Linked DNA regions of Homo sapiens: region 1 is linked to region 2. A link is a contact called in ENCODE Hi-C or POLR2A ChIA-PET data. All regions are on one chromosome and are shown on one strand. The core of a region is the stretch at or near the end of the contact, and the rest is flanking DNA. Distances in the headings are between cores, read along the strand shown.

Evidence for each region. A loop is a pair of places that touch in the nucleus more often than their neighbours do. ChIA-PET counts read pairs that join two places held with the same protein, here RNA polymerase II (POLR2A). Pooled maps may share reads with other maps.
Region 1: a loop to region 2 is called in a map of GM12878, with 2.7 times the contacts of the local background. The contact joins the promoter of TMOD1 here to the promoter of ZNF367 in region 2. A Hi-C loop is called at or near these places in 1 of 168 maps with a recorded cell type or tissue (GM12878), 2 of 37 single-sample maps with no recorded cell type and 4 of 50 pooled maps. POLR2A ChIA-PET finds 5 or more read pairs at or near these places in 2 of 52 experiments (OCI-LY7 and activated naive CD4-positive, alpha-beta T cell).

What each region holds. Positions count from the first base shown.
Region 1 is chr9:97,496,708-97,502,957 of GRCh38, forward strand. TMOD1 (tropomodulin 1) reads left to right here and starts at 4,959. Exons shown (of 10, transcript NM_003275.4): 1 at 4,959-5,096. RefSeq lists a silencer at 4,776-5,495.
Region 2 is chr9:96,413,010-96,419,788 of GRCh38, forward strand. It overlaps ZNF367 (zinc finger protein 367), which reads right to left and starts at 5,361. Exons shown (of 5, transcript NM_153695.4): 1 at 4,604-5,361. The coding sequence starts at 5,023. RefSeq lists enhancers at 197-366, 670-799, 3,928-4,167, 5,642-6,175, 6,176-6,709 and silencers at 4,528-4,767, 5,068-5,207, 5,318-5,977, 6,238-6,507.

The DNA of each region.
Region 1 (6,250 bases), core at 3,709-6,208, 1.1 Mb after region 2:
AGATCATGGTCTCCCTGAAAGAGGGACGGGTCTTAGTCATCTCCGGTGATATACCAGTAAATGTTTGACAACTGGTTCTGTTGAGTGGGGAGCTGAGCCTTGATTTGTAGTGTCTGAAAATTCTCATATTGTAAATGGTCCCACCATTGTTGATTTTCAGCTAATAATATGACAAGACTGAATGTGGAGTTGGGAAGAGACTCACCTAAGCAGCTCTTGAGACCGCATATGACAGGCTCTCCAGCACACCACCGTCTGAGCATCCACAGCCGTCAGAATGGCATCTTACACACATCAGGCACTCCTTTTGTGCTTGCTAATTGATGGGCAGATAGATTGGCAGACAGGTTATAGGCTTTAGCAGTGGTCCAAAGATGAGGTGGGGAGGCCCTGGACTAAGAGTGGAGCAATGGTGTTGAAGAAAAAGTGTTGATGACCTTGTAAAGTTTTTAATTACAATTATTAGACAGCTTAGATACAGATTGGGAAGAGTGAAGCCAAGTCTTAAGGTATGAGAGCCTAGGACCTTACTCAGATGGAGTGGGGGAGTGGGAAGCTTAAAAATTTGATTTTGAACACACTGAATTTGAGCTAATAGACTTCCATGTGAAGATATGCAGAATCTTGGAAATGTGGAATAAACTTCAGGGGCAAAAACCAGGCTGGAAATAAAAATTCTCAATGTCATTTGTTTGTTTTTATTTGAGAAAAATCCAGAAACAAATGAGAACAGAAAGAGGAAGGTAGAGACCAAATATTTGAAGTTTTTCATTTTAAACATGTCAAAATTATCTCTAGCTTTTTAAAACTCAGTATTTACAACAAGTGATTCAAAATTCAGGAGTGCTGAATGCCAGTGATTTATCACTTATGATGAAATAAAAATATCCCAACACAGAAATGTTTAAGTGAAATAAACTGGTATGTTTTTAATAATTGTTTCATTCTCTAATAAAAAAATGGAAAAATCCTCAAATTGTCTACAGGTTAGGAAAAGGTTTCTATTTCACTGACTTTAGAAATGTTTCCATTACTTTTATTTATTTATTTATTTATTTATTTATTTATTTATTTTTTGCAAGGCAGAAGAATTTTTCTTAGTACAGAACAAAATGGAGTCTCCCATGTCTACTTCTTTCTACACAGACACAGCAACAATCTGATTTCTCTTTCCTTTCCCCACACTTCCCCCGCTTCCACTCGACAAAACCGCCATCGTCATCATGGCCCGTTCTCAATGAGCTGCTGGGTACACTTCCCAGATGGGGTGGCGGCCGGGCAGAGGGGCCCCCCCACCTCCCAGACAGGGCGGCTGGGCAGAGGCGCCCCCCCACCTCCCTCCCGGACGGGGCGGCTGGCCGGGCGGGGGCTGCCCCCCACCTCCTGGAGGGGGCGTCTGCTGGGCGGAGACGCTCCTCACTTCCCAGATGGGGCGGCTGCCAGGCGGAGGGGCTCCTCACTTCTCAGACGGGGCGGCTGGGCAGAGACGCTCCTCACCTCCCAGACGGGGTGGTGGTCGGGCAGAGACACTCCTCAGTTTCCAGACGGGGTCGCGGCGGGGCAGAGGCGCTTCTCACATCCCAGACGGGGCAGTGGGGCAGAGGCGCTCCCCACATCTCAGACGATGGGCGGCCGGGCAGAGACGCTCCTCACTTCCTAGACGGGATGGCGGCCGGGAAGAGGCGCTCCTCACTTCCCAGACTGGGCTGCTGGGCAGAGGGGCTCCTCACATCCTAGACGATGGGTGGCCAGGCAGAGATGCTCCTCACTTCCCAGACGGGGTGGCGGCCGGGCAGAGGCTGCAATCTCGGCACTTTGGGAGGCCAAGGCAGGCGGCTGGGAGGTGGAGGTTATAGCGAGCCGAGATCACGCCACTGCACTCCAGCCTGGGCAACATTGAGCACTGAGTGAGCGAGACTCCGTCTGCAATCCCGGCACCTCGGGAGGCCGAGGCTAGCAGATCACTCGTGGTTAGGAGCTGGAGACCAGCCCGGCCAACATGGCGAAACCCCATCTCCACCAAAAAAATACGAAAACCAGTCAGGCGTGGCGGCGTGCGCCTGCAATCCCAGGCACTCGGCAGGCTGAAGCAGGAGAATCAGGCAGGGAGGTTGCAGTGAGCCGAGATGGCGGCACTACAGTCCAGCCTCCGCTGGGCATCAGAGGGAGACCGTGGAGAGAGAGGGAGAGGGAGAGGGAGACTGTGGGGAGAGGGAGAGGGGGAGGGGGAGGGGGAGGAGTCCATTACTTTTTAAAATAAAGCAATAGATTGTTTCTTGATGTAACCACAAAATTAGTGCTAAGTCAGTGTGACACAAACAAATGAAATGTGAATGAACCCTTCCTCATACCATATTCAAAAGTCAATTCCAGATGGATTGAAAACCTAAACATTGGCCGGGCATGGTGGCTCATGCCTGTAATCCCAGCACTTTGAGGTGGGCGGATCACTTAAGGCCAGGAGTTTGAGACCAGCCTGGGCAACGTGGCAAAACCCTGTCTTTACCAAAAAATTAGCTGGATGTGGTGGTGCACAACTGTAGTTCTAGCTATTCAGGAGGCTGAGGTGGGAGGATCACCTGAGCCTGGGAGGCAGAGGTTGTAGTGAGCCGAGATCGCGCCACTGCACTCCAGCCTGGATGACAGAGACCCTGTCTCAAAAAAAAAAAACAAACAAACAAAAAAAAAAAACAAAAAACTAAACATGAGGCTGGGCACAGTGGCTCGCGCCTGTAATACCAGCACTTTGGGAGGCTGAGGCGGGAGGATTGCTTGAGCATAGGAGTTTCAGACCAGCCTGGGCAATATAGCAAGTCCCCTATCTCTACAAAAAACATTTTTTTAAATAGCTGGGCATGGTGGCTCATGCCTGTAATCCCAGCACTTTGAGGGGCTGATGTGGGGGTTAAGGGGTTGGCTTGAGCCCAGGAGGTTGAGGCTGCAATGAGCCGTGATCACACCACTTTACTCCAGCCTGGCCAACAAAGCGCAAGACTCTATCTCAAAAACAAAAACAAAAACAAACAAACAAAAAACCTAAACATGAAAGGCTAAGGTGGGAAGATAACATAGGAAGATAACTTTATAACCCAGGAACAGGAAAGAGTTCTTAAACAGGACACAGAGTGCTGCCAATAAGGGAAAAGATTGCCAGACTGTATTTAAGAACACCTGTTTATCAAAATACGTTAATAAGGTGAAAAGGCAAAAGAGTGGAATATAACTGAGGATACACACACCATTGAATCTATTCAATACACAGGACTATCCAGAAGAAAAATGGACAATAAATCTGAACAATTCACAAAACAAATCCAACTGGCCAATAAATATGAAGTGATACTCAACACATTAGGATATAGGGAAATGCAAGTTTGAACCTCAATGAGATACCATTACTCACATATCAGAATTTCTAAAGTGTTTCAATTTTTGTAACTTCAAGTGTTGTTGAAGATGGGAAACTGCACTGTACAATGGTACTATAACTTTGGAAGAGTTCAGGCTTATCTCTGCCGAAGTTGAGGTTAGGCTTTCTCTATCACCCAGCACTTCCAACAGCAGGCTGTGCGCGTGGACAGGAGGATTCTGGCAAGGAATGTTCGCAGCAGCACTATTTGTAATAGCTAAAACCTGGAAACAACCTAAATGCCCATTAATAGTCAAATGGATTTTTTTTTAAACTGTGGCATATTCATACAGTGAAAAACTACAGCTGCATAAAACCACAGATTAACAACAGATTTGAACAAATGAAGACATACTACAGAGGGAAGAAAAAAAACAAGGACATGATCACCGTAAGGGTCAAGAAAGTGATCATCTTTAGAAGGGAGTTGGGACCCAGGAGGGACAGGTTGGCTTCTGGGCTGTAGGCAATGTTCTCTGAGTGACTGGTTGCACAGGTGTTCACGTTGTAAAAAGTCATGAAGCTGCACATTTATTTTGTTTACACATACAACATAACTTATGTTGTATGTTCTTATATGTTCGATTCACAACAAAAATGTTTTAAAATAATCTGAAATATTAGATCACTGCTTATTTTTAAATGTATGGCATATACCCCTTGAAAAGAGCGTTCTCATTGTGAGGACTTTAGAGAAATTCATTTTCTTGAGAAACAAAATTTGGTTAATGAGTGTTTCTCATTAATAATCTATACATCAGGATTAAGAGCTGATTTTATTAAGGTCTACCCTACCAAAAGCTTTCCCATAATAATCCAAAATAAGACGTTTTCCTATTTCTATATAAATTCCTTTGCATGAGACATTTGTTTATTAAAACACTTAAAATTGTATTTGGAATAAACCACCTAAAGTGGTTTGTTCTGAAAAAAAAAAAAAAAAAAAAAAGCCTTTTAAGAACTTGGGTCTTTTTGTTGTGGTCATTTAAAATCAGTATTTTAGACACTCCACTCGCTCTCAGTGTAGAGAGAATGTATTCGATTGCGTGTTGGAACTACGTGTAGACAAAACGATCGCGGTTAAAGCTTGCGGCTCAGAGCCCACCTGGCCGCGCTGCTGGGAAACGGACGGAGCGGCGCTTCAATCAGAGGTGAAGGTGCAGCAGCTGCTTAGCTGGCTTTGGTCCATCACTTCTGGGGACTTCAGATTCTCAAAATCTTAAATTCTAAACCCCACAGGAATGCAAATCTGCCCACCTTTTCCCACATAACTCTACCGTCGCTCAAACTCTTCCTGGTACCAGCGGGGAAGCGGAGGAGACCCAGGCAGGGGCCCGCGCTCGCTCGGCTGCAGCCCGACTCCCCTGCGCTCCCGGCCCAGGGCCGCGTCCCGACGGGGAAGTGCGCTGCGCCCGGGCGCCCCCGAGTGGAGGGGGGGGGAAGGAGGGAGCCGGCGGCGGGCGGGGCGGGGCGCGGTGACAGCCGAGCCGGGCCCGCCCCTGGCTCCCACCCCCGAGCCCACAGCTCCCGCCCGCCCGCGGCCGCCCGGGAGCTCGTCCAGCCCCGCGCTGCGCTCGCCCGCCCGCTGCCCGCCGGAGCACCGCGGCCTCCGCCCGCGTCCATCTGCCCGCCGCCCGCGCCTGTTCCGCAGCCCGCGTCCGCGCCGGCCCCACAGCTCTGCGTCCGGGTAAGCCCCCACCCCGCCTGGGGTCCCCCTCGCGCTCGCGGGGCTCCCTGCCCCCGCTCCGGGGCCTCAGCCATATCTGGGCAAAATATTCAGCTGTCGCCGCCGCCGCCAAGAGGGACTGAGCGTGGCTCCCTCTATAAATAGCTGCCGCCTCGGGTTGCCTCTGGGGCTAGGGAGCCCGGGTCTCGGGGTTCCGAGCCCAGCGCTCCCGTCCCCGCCTCCCCGCGCGCGCAGCCCTGGCCAGGGCGCCCTCCGCTCTGGACCTCCGCACCGCGTCTGTGAACGCGAGAAGGACCCGGGGTTCTGGAGGAGACGGCGCCCCGGGCTGGGGTCCTGGCGGAGGGGCGCCCCCGCCACCCGCAGGACTCCAGCGCGGCGGGGCTCTGAGCCCGCGGGGTGCTCAGCTGGGTACAGGTGCCAGCCGGAGCTGGGCTCGGGGGCGCGGCCTCTTCTCCGCCTGCAAGAGTCTGGGGGTGGGAGTGGGGGAGTAAAGGCTCGACTGGACGTGGATCCCAGGTTCGCGCTGAGAGTGTTTGGGGCAGGTGAAGTTTCCCAAACTGGGAGAGACAAGGTTTAAAGCACCACGACACGCGCTACGCGGCCAAGTGGAGCTGGAAAGAGCTTGGAGGCGGGAGCCCCAGGTTGTCGCCGGCTCTCGGCATGGCCTTGGCAATCCCCCTCTTGTTTCTGGATCTCAGTCTCCCATTTGTAGGGGCGAGGTTTGGTAGCCGCGATGGAGCTGGGAGCCCAAGCCCTGAGAGCTGCAGGGCGCGCTCTTGGCCGCCTGCGCTCCCCACACCTGTTCACCCTCTCCGGGCCTGGGACGCTGGGGTCCCAGCCGCGCACATGCGGAGACGCTGCAGAAATCGGAGACTGACTGCCCCAGACTCGATCGTATCCTGGGACTCACTAAGGCCGTCGGATATCCTAAGCCGTACAACCCTAGGAAGTGCACTTTTGGGGTGCCTATGGGCATCTCTCTGCTCCGTAGCCGGCAAAGCAGCCTGTGAGCCACGCAGCTTCAGATGCGATGAGCTGGGCAGGGGCAGTGGTTCCAGTACAGCCGCTCCCTGGCCACAGTTTCCCGGTCTATATCGGGCCTATGATGCGTCCTCCAACCTGCGCAGCGCCGCCCCCTCCTACACCCTTCACCC
Region 2 (6,779 bases), core at 4,111-6,610:
TTCTTATGTCTACTTATCTCAGCTTAATATTTAAAAAACAAAAATAAACCCCTGAAGTCTATTTACATGTGATAGTCCCAGGAGCAGTGCAGTATAGGGACTAAGAACAGGGACTCTAGAAGGTTCCGATCAGTTCTGCCACTTACCATACAATCTTAACTAGATTTTGTCTTGGGGACTCTAATTTCTCATTCCTCATCAGGTAAACAGGATAAAATGAATTAAAGAATTCAAAATGCTCAACACAGAGCCCAGCAGTTTGCTGCTAACATTATGAAATGCTTACTCTGTGCCAGGCAATAAATAGTGCCTACTATGTTAACATGATGTTAGGTTTAACATGGTGCTCAAACATTACTATTCATAAATACTATGAATTTATGTATTATGTATAAAGTATTTAAAAATCAGCTATTCGTAACAGTATGTACAGTCTAGGTTTTGAAGTGTTCAGGTGACACAGAAAGGGGAAGTAGGATACGGCAGCCGGTAGATCCTGTAGGGTGAATAGTATCTGAGAAGCCAGACCCCACCAGCCCCAGTGAAGAAGTAACTTCAAATGCAGTCTTAGTAGAGGGCACAGGGACAAGGTGGGGAGCCTTGGAACAACTTGTGGCAGAAGGCAGTTAGACCTGCTTTCTTCCCTCTCAGAATTCTACAATCCAGAAGAAGATAATATATAATTATATGCCAACAGTGCTAAGCACTCGTGTGATGAGCAGCCAAAATAAGCTAGTAGGTGTTCCCACAGGCGAGGGAGGCAGTGTTGGGCAGGAACAATCAAAAGAGCAAGAGAAAGCTGACACAGGGTGTGCAGGACTCAGACGCTGACACCTCCCCTGGGAGAAGTGGCAAAGAATAGACAGTAAATGAACGCAAATATTGTTCTCAAACCCACAGCTGTTAGTGCCTCTATGTGGCATATTGGGAGAATGTTATTGGCACTGGCTATATTGCAGACTTGTCTCCTCTCTTCCCCAAAAATGAGCAGACTCAGCACAATTCCCTGATGATGCACATGGAGATAAGGAACTACAAGTACTTTAAAGAAGCAAAACAGTAAAACAGGCTGGGACTCTCTATCTTTGTAGTTCAGTGTACTGACCACAAATCAAACTAAGCAACTTCCTTATTTTTTTCTTTTTCCTTCTTGCCCCCACAAAGCTTAGTCTAGCTAGCAACTTTCTTAAATAAAGGTGTATTCCAGACCCTTCTGTCTTACGGTGGGAAAGCTAAATAAATGAATTTTTGGAGCTGCATGTGGATTGCTTCATCAATAGAAAGACATATTCAAATCAATTTACCAAATAATTTATGAAAGTTACAACAGGAAAAACTACATGAGAAAAGAAAAAAGCAGAAATATAAAACAGCCATTTCACTTTTACATGTTTTTTACAACCGTTGGTATACTTTACCTCTGAAAAGAGGTGTACAGCATGGAAATACAATTCAAACCCATGCATCTTGTTAGCAATTTTTTTTTTTTAAGACGGAGTCTCACTGTGGCCAGGCTGGAGTGCAGTTGCACGATCTCGGCTCACTGCAACCTCCGTCTCCAGGGTTCATGTGATTCTCCTGCCTTAGCCTCCCAAGTAGCTGGGACTACAGGGGTGTGCCACCACACCCAGGTAATTTTTGTATTTTTAGTAGAGACAGGGTTTCACCATGTTGGCCAGGATGGTCTCGATCTCTTGACCTCGTGACCAGCCAGCCTCGGCCTCCCAAAGTGCTGGGATTACAGGCGTGAGCCTCCGCGCCTGGCCACAGTTAGCAATTTTTATAAAATGTCTGGGTAAGGACAAGTCTGTTTTAGGCCAAAAACAACATACCTATAGATTTCATCTATATAACATTAATCTTCTTGGGTGATCCAGAACTAGATTAATCTATAAGAATAAAACCATAAAGGCAAAATCTTACACAAGAACTTATGAATGTATGCCTTTATATTGTTCAACTACATAATCTAATTTAGTGTTTTTTTTAAAAGACTAAAACTTATAAATGGTTAACACAAAAATACCTAGGATACCCATCCAAATTTTTTTTTTTTTTTTTCTGAGACAGAGTCTTGCTCTGTCGCCCAGGCTGGAGTGCAGTGGCACGATCTCGGCTCACTGCAAGCTCCGCCTCCCGGGTTCACGCCATTCTCCTGCCTCAGCCTCCCGAGCAGGTGGGACTACAGGCGCCAGCCACCACCCCTGGCCAATTTTTTTTTTTTTTTTTTTGTATTTTTAGTAGAGACGGGGTTTCACCGTGTTAGCCAGGATGGTCTCTATCTCCTGACCTTGTGATCCGCCTGCCTCGGTGTCCCAAAGTGCTTGGATTACAGGCGTGAGCCACCCACCCGGTGGATACCGATCCATCTTACATCTCACTAGGGGATACCTAGAGGCAGCCCAACAGCAACTGTAGCCTTTAGTAATACTCAGCAATACTATCAACGCTTCTATCGTTAGTTTCTTCATTTTTTTTTTTTTTTTTTTTTTTTTTTTTTTTTTTTGAGACGGAGTCTCACTCTGTCCCCCAGGCTGGAGTGCAATGGCGCAATCTCGGCTCACTGCAACCGCCGCCTCCCGAGTTCTACCAATTCTCCTGCCTTAGCCTCCCAAGTAGCTGGGATTACGGGCGCCCGCCACCACGTCCGGCGAATTTTTATATTTTTAGTAGAGACAGGGTTTCACCATGTTGGTCAGGCTGGTCTCGAACTCCTGGACCTCAGGTGATCCACCCGCCTCAGCCTCCCAAAGTGCTGGGATTACAGGCGTGAGCCACCGCACCTGGCAAGTTTCTTCAATTTTTGTTAAAGAGTTGAGGTCTTGCTTTGTCACCCAGACTGAAGTGCAGTGGTGCTATCATGTCTCACTGTAGCCTCAAACTCCTGGTCTCAAGTGATCCTCCTGCCTCAGCCTCCCATGTAGCTACGTATATAGGTGCAGGCCGCCAGATGCGGTCTATGTTGCCCAGGCTGGTCTTGAACTCCTGGTCTCAAGTGATTCCCCAGCCTCAGCCTCCTGAAGGGATCACAGGCATGAGCCACCTCACCAGGCTCTGTTATGGTTTTTTTTTTTGTTGTTTTTTTTTTTTTTTTTTGAGACGGATTCTCGCTCTTTTGCACAGGCTGGAGCGCAGTGGCCTGATTTCAGTTCCCTGCAAGCTCCGCCTCCCGCTTCACGCCATTCTCCTACCTCAGCCTCCCGAGTAGCTGGGACTACAGGCGCCCACCACCAAGCCCGGCTAATTTTTTGTATTTTGAGTAAAGACGGGGTTTCACCGTGTTAGCCAGGATGGTCTTGATCTCCTGACCTCGTGATCCGCCCGCCTCTGCCTCGCAAAGTTCTGGGATTACAGGCGTGAGCCACCGCACCCGGCCCAGGTTCTGTTCTTTCAAATGTTTACTGAGGTGCAGTTTCAAGAGCTGAAGTGTATAAAAACCTATAGTTTTATAACCTTATAATTATTTAATAATAATGCCACATAAAATATATCAATTTCCTCAAAACCCAAACAATGTAGTTTCAACATCCTTGTGACTGCATGTAAAATGATCAAACTCGTTTCAACTTATACATTATGTGCTGATACAGATGCAGTTATCCACTATGTGATTTACTTGTTATCTCTTGCAAATTGCTTATCTTATACAGCCACTTAACAAATGGAACCTGGATATTACCCTTCTGTTAGCACCATTCATTCATTACACAAATATTTTTTGAGCACCTTTATTGAGCATTTACAGAATGTAAGGTAGTAAAGTCATATAGTCTTCTAGATAGAAATACTCCTGGCTCACCTGGAGCTTACAGTCTACAGAGTTCAGTATAAGTCAGCAGAAAGTCACCCCAAACACATGCAGGACTAAAAGCCACAAAACCTCGACCTAGTCCCCGCTCTTCCACTACTGAGCTGTGCCATCGTGGGAAGGTCGCCTCACTAATCACTGTAAGCCCCAGCTGCCTGATCTGTAAAATAGGTTTGAACCAGTGGTAACGACCTTCCCAGCTTTAAGCAGTCGGAGACTGCAAGCAATTTTAGCGTCCCATTCCACTATGTGCTCTCAACACCTAGCAAGTAGTATGCTGGATAAATGAAAGGCAGCGAAGGCACAACTTCAGCCGCAGAACAGGCCCAGAAGTCCTTTCTTGCTCTTCGGCTGTCTCTGCAGGGCATCTTTTAACAGGGCGAGGGCGATCTGCAGTAATGGAGCAAACACTGTGCGCTCCCTGCCCTCTCGCAGTCGGTGGAACAACTCAAGGCCCTCATCCCTCTCGTTTCCTCTCGGAACTGAGGACTCGGCAGCCCGCCGGGAGGATGTCAGTGGCCGTTGACCCGGCCTCCCCAGCGACCCCGGGCCGCGCTCCCGCCCACTGCACCTGCCGCAAGGACGGTCTCCCGCGCCGCTCCCGCCTGTCACGTGACAGGCCCCCCCCGACTGGGGCCGGTTTTTGGCGCGCGGCAGTGACGTCAGCATCCTGTCAGCCGCAGCCCCCGCCGTAGCCGGATCGACCTCGCGTTTTCAACTCCGCCCCGCCCGCCGCACCGTTAACGGGCCCCGGCTGCCCCACGTCCCGCCCGCCCGCCCGCCCGCGCCGCTCACCTTGAGGTGGCCGCTGTCTGGGCTGCTCGCTTCCTCCTCGTCCTCACCTCCCGAGGCGGCGGCGGAGGCCGAGGCGGCGGGCGGGGGCGCGCCCCGGCCACGAAGCCCCGAGTGCTCGGCGGCTGCGGCTGCAGGCAGGGCGGCCGAGGCGGCGGCCCCCGCGGCCCCAGGGCTGAGCGTCACGTTGTGTGCGTTCTCGCCCCAGCGCCACGGGTACACCATGAAGTCGCTGAAGCCGGGGCTGGTGGGGATGAGCGGCGGCGGCGGCTCCGGCTCCCCTCCACCGCCGCACGTTGGCTTGATCGGGGTCGTCCTGATGACCGACACCAGCACCCGCTTCGGGGAGTCGTGGCAGAAGATGACGGGCGGCGGCGGCGGCGGCGGGTTCTCCGCCATGGGCGCCTCGAAGCCCCGGATCATCGCCCGGCCCGACCCCCAGCTCCGGCGGCCCCGGGCCGCACTCCTGAGCACCGCTCTGCCCCTCACTCGCTCTGCTCCGAGTCGCAGGCTCAGTCCTGCCGGCTCATGGCAGACTGACGTTTCCCGGAATCCTGCGCAGCAGCCACCTAACTAGTTGAGCAGACGGCACCGGCGGGCAGGGCTGGACCCCAGCCCCAGGTCAAGCGCGCCCTCCGCTCTTTGTACTCCGCAGCGCAGGCTGCAGGGGTGGGAAGCAGCGGGCGGCCCGGCCCTTGCGGTGACAGGAAAGCAGGACGCGCGGCGCTGAGCCCCCAAAAATAACAACCTGCCGCCGCGGTGCCTGCCCCGGCTTTTCCCGCGTTACATTTCGCGCCTGGGCGGAACCAGTCACCGCGAGGCCGCTGCCCGCTGGCCGCACCGGCGAGTGACAGGCGGCGCGAGCCAATGGCCAGGCCTGGCCTTCTTTCCAGCCGGCCGGGGCGGGGCCGGGTCTGCGCGCGGGTCCTTCCCACCTCGCCATTGGCCGCCGCTCTTATATTTTTTTCTGTCTGGAGGGCCAACAGCGTTCGAAACTCCAGTGGAGCGCGCGGCGTCTCCACTCGCCCGGACACACCCGCCTGCCGCCCCGCCCCGCCGTCCCTCCGCGTGGTTAGTCCGGGCCAGGGAGACAAGGGCGGCGGGGAGGGCGGCAAGAGGGCGGCTGATTGGACAGCGGCGGGGCGGGGTCGGGGGGGGTGGTGATCGTTGGGCGGTGGAGGCGCGCGCCCCGCTCGGCCCCGCCCGCCGTTGGTTGTTGGGCCGCGGTTCCCGCGCGCAGGGAGTTTAAAGGGCTGGGGCCCCGCCGCCCGCCCCGCCCTCGGTCCCACCACCCGCCCGGCGGCTGGAGTCTCTGCTGCCCGAGGTCCTGATGGGCACCCGGCGTGCCTGGTTTCTTAATCGAGTTCCGTCTGCTCAGCTGTTGCACGCTCTGTGAACCAGCCCTGTCAGCACCGCCCTGACTCCTCCGGGCCGATTGTGGGCCTCCGGTTCCCCATCTGTGGAAAGGGGAGAGTCCAGGAAGTGGCCTCCGAAGTCCCTGCGGGCCGCTCGCGGCGCGGAGGCCACAAGAGCCGGGCGAGAGTAGACACTCTCACCCTGGACTGATGCCCCGAAGTTGCCTCGGGGATCTCCCCACCCCGGCGACCCCGCTCTACCGAGCGGCTGCTCCGGGAGTCGGGGCAGCGCCCTACTTTGCTCGGCCCCCACCTGCCCCGGCCGCGTCCTAGTACTCGCGCCGGGACGCGCGGAGCCCCAACGTCCTCTGCCCGCCCCGCCCCAGCCCCGCCTGGCTGGCGCCGACCGCGGCCCGGGTGGGGCTCGCAGGCTGCAGAGGAAGGACCGGGCGGAGGGGTTGCCCGGCTTCCTACCCGCTAGATGTGGCCTGGGGAGCTGCGTTTTGTTCTTGGGAATACAGATTCCCAGGCACCGCCTGATTCGCGGTAGGGGCTCAATAAATATTTGCTGAATGGATGAATGAATATCCATTGGTTAAGGGTTAGGATTGGTAATTAAGTTAGAACACGACTGTATAATAACAGATAACTAAGCTGAATAGCTTTTCTCTCTGTGAAAGACACACAAATGCACAGCTATGACTAAATTAAGCCACAATTGTTTAAAAACAAATAAAGGAAACTGTACTGATATGAACAATTTCAAAAATGTATTTTTATTTTAAAAGGCAAAACAAGCAATAGTGTGATTTTATGTAAAATTG